Regions from separate parts of the Homo sapiens genome. Here region 1 is linked to region 2. A link is a contact called in ENCODE Hi-C or POLR2A ChIA-PET data. All regions are on one chromosome and are shown on one strand. Each heading gives the region's core, a stretch centred on a gene start or an enhancer-like site at or near the end of the contact. The rest is flanking DNA. Distances are from core to core; before and after follow the strand shown. Region 1 holds the start of OSTN-AS1 (OSTN antisense RNA 1). Region 2 overlaps IL1RAP (interleukin 1 receptor accessory protein).

Region 1 (3,918 bases), core at 1,312-3,811, 650 kb after region 2:
GCTGTGGCTGGGTGCGGTGGCTCATGCCTGTAATTCCAGCACTTGGGGAGGCCGAGGCAGGCAGAGCACCTGAGGTTAGGAGTTCGTGACCAGCCTGGCCAACGTGGTGAAATCCCGTCTCTACTGAAAATACAAAAATCAGCCAGGCGTGGTGGCACTCAACTGTAATCCCAGCTACTCGGGAGGCTGAGGCATGAGAATCGCTTGAACACGTGGGAGGCGGAGGTTTCAGTGAGCCAAGATTGTGCCACAGCACTCCAGCCTGGGTGACAGAGGGAGACTCTGTCTAAAAAAAAAAAAAAAAAAAAAAAAAAAAAATTGTTGTAACTAGTGCAGAACATAACCATTTCAAAGCATCTGTGATAATTAAAATGTGCTTTGAAAGTATTTGTGATTTATATGAGTAACAATGTTCAGACACAACTATTACTATTATTTTTTTCTATATTCATAAAGTAAATGCTATATATATATATATAAAATTATGTTTATTTTTATTTTTATTTTTTGAGATGGAGTCTCACTCTGTTGCCTAGGCTGAAGGGCAGTGACTAAATCATTTTTTTTTTTTTTTGAGACGCAGTTTTGCTCTTGTTGCCCAGGCTGGAGTGCAATGGTGAGATCTCGGCTCACTGCTCCCTCCACCTCCCAGTTTCAAGTGATTCTCCTGCCTCAGCCTCCCAAGTAGCTGGGATTATAGGCATGGGATTATAGGTGCCTGCCACCACACCTGGCTAATTTTTGTATTTTTAGTAGGGACTGTGTTTCTCCATGTTGGCCAGCCTGGTCTCGAGCTCCTGGCCTCAAGTGATCTGCCCACCTCTGCCTTTCAGAGTGCTGGGATTACTGGTGTGAGCCACTGCGTTCGGTCATAAATGCTATCTTTCATTTACAGGTTAATGGAACTAAAGATGTAACCCTTTCCCATCTACACGTATAGGCCCCTGAATTATATTGCTCCATAATCCCAGATTTTAAAACTCTGAGTCACCAGGGTACAAAACATATTATTTAATTCTATATTACTATAAAATATCAGAAAAGAAAAAGGAAATTAACTCTACTTTCAAAAAGGTCCACCAGGAGATGGAAACAAAAAAATTCATGAAAGCTAGGGAAAACAAAAATGAAAAGAAACAAATATAAAAAGCTAAACAGGGAAAACCCTATATCAGGTCATATTAACTTGAAATAAAGAACCACCTGTTGTTTCCTATTTTGTATTGCTTAACACATTTTTACCTGAATAGGACACTAGCTTCATTTTCTGATTCATGTGCAAATTACTTCAATTCTCCGGGCAACACTAACTCAACTATACTTTGAAGCCCAAAATATTTTTCTCATTTCCATTCACTTGTTTAAAGTCTGAAGTTACCATTTTATTTCTGTTTTCTTTTTTTCGTTTTTTGAGACAGAGTCTTGCTCTGTCACCCAAGCTGGAGTGCAGTGGCAAAATCTCAGCTCACTGCAACCTCCACATCCCGGGTTCTAGCGATTCTCCTGCCTCAGCCTACCAAGTAGCTGGGACTCCTGATCTCAAGTGATCTGCCTGCCTCAACCTTCCAAAGTGCTAGGATTACAGGCATGAGCTACCACGCCCTGACTTTTTTCTGGAAGAATAGTATCTACTATCTGACTGACTCTTTAACATTAGAAGATATTGACGGCCAGGCACTGTGGCTCATGCCCTTAATCCCAGCACTTTGGGAGGCCGAGGCAGGCAGATCATCTGAGGTTGGGAGTTTGAGACCAGCATGACCAACATGGTGAAACACCATCTCTACTAAAAATACAAAATTTGCTGGGTGTGGCGGCGCATGCCTGTGATCCTAGCTACTTGGGGGCTGAGGCAGGAGAATCACTTGAGCCCAGGAGGCGGAGGTTGCAGTTAGCTGAGATCACACCATTACACTCCAGCATGGGTCACAAGAGCGAAACTCCATCTCAAAAAAAAAAAAATTGATGATTGGCCTAGAATTTTTCTAAATAATGGTTTCTCTCACTCCTTCACACAACACTAAAAATGTCTTGCAAATAATAACAATAATAGTGCTCTATATTTGAATTCAATTACTATTAAATATTTGTACAACTCTTATTGCTTTAATTCTCCCATTTAATATTTTAGGTCAGTAAAGCAAGAAATGCTATTGGGTTAGGGTTCCAACAAGAAATAGGTGTCACCTTTGAAATAGGAAAATTTGAGGAGGGTTTTTTCAAAGGAAGACTATTTACAAAACTCTGGGTACAGGTAGATTATAATGGATGGCACAGCAGCCCACGGTGGCCTGAAAAGACAAGAAAGGAAGAGGTTTCCAAAAGTCAGAGAGTCACAGAGTTTCAGATGCCTTGAGAAAAGTAGTGACTTGGCCGGGTGCAGTGGCTCATGCCTGTAATCTCAGCACTTTGGGAGGCCGAGGCAGGTGGATCGCCTGAGGGTAGGAGTTTGTCACCAGCCTGGCCAGCAAAGCGAAACCCCGTCTCTACTAAAAATATAAAAATTAGCTGGGTGTGGTGGCACGCGCCTGTAATCCCAGCTCCTTGGGAAGCTGAGGCAGGAGAATCGCTTGAACCCGGGAGGCAGAGGTTGCAGTGAGCCAAGATCACGCCATTGCACTCCAGCCTGGGCAACAGAACGGGACACCATCTGAAAAAAAAAAAAAAAAAAGCAAAGCACAAAAAGAAAAGAAAAGTAGTGACTTTTCTTCAGGAGCATACTCCCGGGAAGAGGTCTTGCAAGGAGTGGCCAGGAGAAAATTATCCTGACCTCTCTCCTCCTCTTCCTCTATTCTGTCTTCCCCAAATTATCTATTGCTTGATCCACACCAAAGCCAGAGGGCACAGGAACATTTATATGTTCCAAAAAGATCAGCCTCCTAGGACTGAAAGTAGGGTGAGAAAAGGCAGCATACATCTGAGAGCAGAGGGAAGATAGCCAGCAAAATTATACACATTCTGTAGATTTAGGTCAAGAAACACTTTGCTCCAGAATATTGTTATTATACCACCTAATTGAAAGAGAAAAACTCCATAAGTCATAATCAGAAAAAACAGCTTTTCCTCCCATCCCCATGCATTCCAACCCACTCAGTGGTAGTTGTTGTTCCCTACCCCTTGAGTAAACCCAAAGGCAGGTATTAATGGCTCTACTGGCCACATCAAAATAATAAGAATCCCTATGGTTACTTGTACTAGAAAAATAACCATATAACAGTAATTCAAATAACCATTCTTATATGTGACCCCAAACCATGAATACTAATAAAGCTTCTCTTTTCCCTAGCTTGGACCCCATTCATCCTGGAAGGCTTCAGTGGGAAGGAGCTTGTGGCCAGTTTATATTCACAATCTCCCCTATCACAGTAGGCTGCCTTTTGTCTCCTCCAGAACTGGGGATGGAGATGCATGCAGAGAAGTAAAACAAAGTCTTACTTGACATAATATCATGACCTGTCTTTGTGCCCTCATGGCTTTGGTGAATGCTCAAAGCTGACTCATCTTGGAATGTTTCTGGGGGTCACATAACCCCCAGTGCGAATAGTAACATAGGCGTCCTTACCTCCAATAATACTCCTCTTCTGGCAGATCTGCTATGCCCCTCATCCTCACCCTACTCTCTCATCTTCTGCATTTGACACCACCATCAGCATCCTGATGAGTTTGCTTCCCCCATCAGCCCTGACAGAAAGCCCTTGGGGCAAGGTCCCTTTTATAATTGACCCAGGCTGACTCTCTCCACATGCTCTACATCTGCCCACAGAAAACCCACATCCTTGACTCTCATTACTGAAAGTGAAGCAGTTCTTGGTGCAGTCATCTCTTCAGTCTGGTATCAAGCCAATTCTCACAGCTTCTTGCCCTTTAGATTTCATAGACACTATTTTATTAGGTTCACCATGCTTCAATGGACATATT
Region 2 (4,028 bases), core at 817-3,316:
TAACCATTCTAATAGTTTTACAGTAGTATCTTGTGTGATTTTTAATTTACATTTATATAATGACTAATAATTTGGACCATTTTGTCATATGTATATCTCCTTTGGTGAAGTGTCTGTTAAAATATTTTGTCCCTTTTTAATTAAGTTCCTGATATTTTTCTTTGACTTTTGAGAGTTCTCTATATATTCTGAAAATGAGTTCTTCATTGAATAGCTGATTTGTGGCTTGTCTTTGCTAACCTTTAATTTTCTTGTTATTTTAAAAATCTTGCTCCCAGGCCCATCACTGGATCTCCTATAGTCTCTTAGGTCTACTCAGTATGTTTATAGAACTTCTAGGTTTTTTCAGACACAGTGGGGATCTAGGAAGATGAAAATGACCATTGCCCTGTTAACAAGGAGCTTTTGAGTAGCTGGAAAGAGAATTCAGGTATCCAAATATTTATAACCCACGAAATAATGTCCCGAGTGCCATAGGGATGTATAGATGGTGTGCTATACTGCAGAGTGTTGTCACTCATTGAGGTTTCTGGTTACTAAAATACTTTGAGGCCCCGAAGAGAGAAACAATAAAGACTGTGGATGATTACATCCTACAAACTGTAACAAAGTGGCTTCCCTCTTTACAGCCTCATGTATTATCTTTGATGATGATGGGCATTAGGGGATGAAAAAGGGGCCGTGCCAGGCAATGCAGTCTTTCTCAACTTGATCAGTCACAGTGCCCACTCTAACCATTGTCAAGCAAAAGGACCACATCAGAAGCCATTAGCCTCACTGCATCTCCCCACCCCCTCAGCCCGTTTGCTGTAATTGTCCCATTTGACTTCGTTTAATAACAAATGGGTAAAGAAATTCCATGCTTGACACATGTGGAGTTGCATGTGTGTGTGACCCATCAGACAGCTTCAGGGCACAAGTATACTGCCCAGCCTATCTTTTGCTTCTGCTCATACTAATCATTAACATGTGTCACTTTAGGCTGGGCATGGTGGCTCACGCCTGCAATCCTAACACTTTGGGAGGCCGAGGCGGGTGGATTGCCTGACCTCAGGAGTTTGAGACCAGCCTGGGCAACAGGGTGAAACCCTGTCTCTACTAAAATACAAAAAATTAGCCGGGCATGGTGGTGTGTGCCTGCAGTCCCAGCTACTTGGGAGGGTGAGGTAGGAGAATTGCTTGAACCCGGGAGGCTGAGGTTGCAGTGAGCCAAGATTGCATCACTGCACTCCAGCCTGGGTGACAGAGTGAGACTCCAACTCCAAAAAAAAAGAAAAAAAGAAAAAAAAGTCACTTTATTCATTAAGTACCATTAGTGACTCTCAGTTGCTACAAGGATAAAGTTTGTTCTTACCCTGATTGACCCTAGTCTCATTGACCCTTTACCATTCTCATGCTTTGTGAAATCATCCCACACCCTGTGATCTAACCCCGGCTGACTCATGGACTAACTCATCATGGCTCACATCAGCCTGGACTCCTCCCCTTGGAGGAGGAGTCAGTGCACATTCTATGCATTTTTTCCAGACTTAAATCAGATGCCATCTCTTCTGTGAAGGCACCGATGAGTGTCACCCATCTTGAAGTCCGAATTAAAAGTGCCTTCTGCCCTCCTATGACACGTTGCATCTTTATTTTTTCCTTTTAGCATTTGCTTCATTTTGCTTTGTGTTGTGGTTGTTTGCCTGACTCTCCACCCAGTCTTGACAGTGAGATCTTTGAGAGCACAGTCTATATCTTCCTTGTATCTTTATCCCTCGTTGGAGCCTAACATAAACTGTTGCATGTGGTAAGTTTTCACTGAGGGTTTATTGATTGAAGGACATGCCATAAGCCACAGTTCACCTTGCTTTGTGACCCAGACAGAAGAGGTGTCTCAGTGGCTGATAGTTGTAACTGGAGGTGACAGGGGGCTCTGATGTGTTCTAAGCAAAGACAGCCCTGTTTCCCTATTGGCCGTGATTATGCCCTCCTATCTAGAATAGGAAAAGGGTGATTTGATTTTGAGCAATAAGCAACCTGACTCTAATTGTCTACCTTAAATGCCTTCCATTGTTCTGCTTAAGGTGATTTTCTACCAGCATGAAATGTTCTCCTTCCCAGACAGTTGATGGAGGAGCTGAGTCATGCCTGACTATACTTAATAAGACAGAGGCAGCTAATGCCCCAGGGAGCTGCCTTCGAGGACAGCTTGACATTTCTGACTCCTCTGCTTTTTAAAAGTGGGTGTTGTGAGGGAAAGTTAAGCATGAAGGTAGCTTCGGAGTCTCCACTGGAAACAGGACTATATAGTGACACTCTCTAATTTAGACAGATGTGATCTACCCCGCTGCCTCTTGGCTGTGATATGTGCCTTCCGATGCTGGGAGGTGCTAATCAAGGATGTCATGTTTTTCATGAAAGAGTCTCACTTGCTTACTCACTTTGTTCTACTTTCTATTAATGAGTGCCCACCCACTTCCGTTCTTTTCTCTGAAAAACTGGCTTGATTTATATTTTTCAGAGTCAGGCTAGAAAATACTCTTGAAGTTAGCATGGATTATAAACCCATCATATTATAGAGATGGACAGGGTTACAGATCATCTGGTTTTACCTTCTTATACGTGATAAAACTGAATCCCAAAGCAGGAAAGTGACTTGGTCACAGTCAGCATTAAATTTCAGACTCTAGAGAGTGACAGATCTGCGTTAGAATCCCCGTCTCCTACTGACTTGCTGTGTAATTGTGTGGGTATCTTTTAACTTATCTATGCTTCATGCTCGTCATTTGTTAAATGAGGGCCATAATAAAGCTATCTGAAAGAGGCATTATGAAGAGTGAAAATGATAATAAATGTAAAACACTTAATACCTGGCGTATAGAAAACACTCACAATTAAGTGAATGGTACTGGTAGTTCCTATGGTGGTGGCAGTTTTATAATGGTGGTCACACTGGCAGAATTAGGACAAGAAACCAGGTCTTCTGACCCTATGTCTTTGTTCTCCATAGGGTATACTACAAGATGTATCTCAGGAACTATATTTAGCTATGAGGAAGTTTAAAGTGATCTGTCTGAAGATGAATTCCTATATTCAAAGAAAGGATCAGTAGCGAGTTTGCTGTAGCACAGAAGGAAAAGAAAACATGGTTTGAGATGTTTGTCAACATGAAGAATCAAATTGGGCGGAGTGTTTGAGGGAAGAAATTATATGTAAAATCTCCAAAATAAAAACCAAGGGGCTGAGTAAGACCTGAGAACCTGAGGTCAGTGGATAGAGGACTGACTCTGGAATCAGAAAAACTGCTGCCCAATAGCTCTGTGAGCTTCCCAATTCACTCTCTGAACCTCTCTTTCAAACCCCAAAATGGGGCAATATCCTCTATATCTGGGATCAAAGGATATAATATGTCTAAAACTTCCATCTAAACTATACATTACTATGGATTATGTCAACAATGTTGGATTTGCAGTCTTTGGTGGGATGTGGTGGAAGAAATAAGGCAATGATTTCTAAGTGATGCATTTGAAACATTTTCCTACCTCAAAGCATACGGAGATAAAAAGGTCTCTTACATCTTTTTTTCTTTCTTTCTTTTTTTGAGATGGCATCTCACTCTGTTGCCAGGCTGGAGTGCAGTGGTGCAATCTCAGCTCACTGCAACCTCTGCCTCCTGGGTTCAAGCGATTCTCCTGCCTCAGCCTCCTGAGTAGCTGGGACTACAGGCATGCGCCACCACGCCCAGCTAATTTTTGTATTTTTAGTAGAGATGGAGTTTCACCATGTTGGCCAGGTTGGTCTTGATCTCTTGACCTCGTGATCCGCCCGCCTGGGCCTCCCAAAGTGCTGGGATTACAGGCGTGAGCCACCATGCCCGGCCTACATCTTTCTAAGCAACCATCTTCATTATTCATTTTCCACTAGGCAGGGAATCACATGCAGCATTGGGAGTCCAAAAGTCCTCAGGGATGAGTGTCTTGGACTTGACAGTGTTGTCCTGGAATATATACCTGGACACACATGCACACACACACAAGATGTTTGTG

Evidence for each region. Hi-C counts contacts between places; a loop is a spot of excess contacts on that map. ChIA-PET counts read pairs that join two places held with the same protein, here RNA polymerase II (POLR2A).
Region 1: a map of PC-9 shows a loop between it and region 2 (6-fold over the local background). The contact joins the promoter of OSTN-AS1 here to the enhancer-like site in region 2. A Hi-C loop is called at or near these places in 1 of 168 maps with a recorded cell type or tissue (PC-9). POLR2A ChIA-PET finds 5 or more read pairs at or near these places in 1 of 52 experiments (activated T-cell).

The regions. Positions count from the first base shown.
Region 1 is chr3:191,232,044-191,235,961 of GRCh38, forward strand. OSTN-AS1 (OSTN antisense RNA 1) reads right to left here and starts at 2,562. Exons shown (of 6, transcript NR_133663.1): 1 at 2,529-2,562. All of the region lies in intron 3 of OSTN (osteocrin), which reads left to right.
Region 2 is chr3:190,584,550-190,588,577 of GRCh38, forward strand. The region is part of intron 3 of IL1RAP (interleukin 1 receptor accessory protein); the gene reads left to right. Among named protein-coding and RNA genes, the nearest start is that of IL1RAP, 72 kb to the left of the region's middle. RefSeq lists enhancers at 391-924, 925-1,458. Within about 2 kb of position 2,067, at least 6 of the 41 ENCODE cell types and tissues checked have a DNase peak (open chromatin) inside an H3K27ac peak, as active enhancers do; they include PC-9, where a contact is called at or near this core.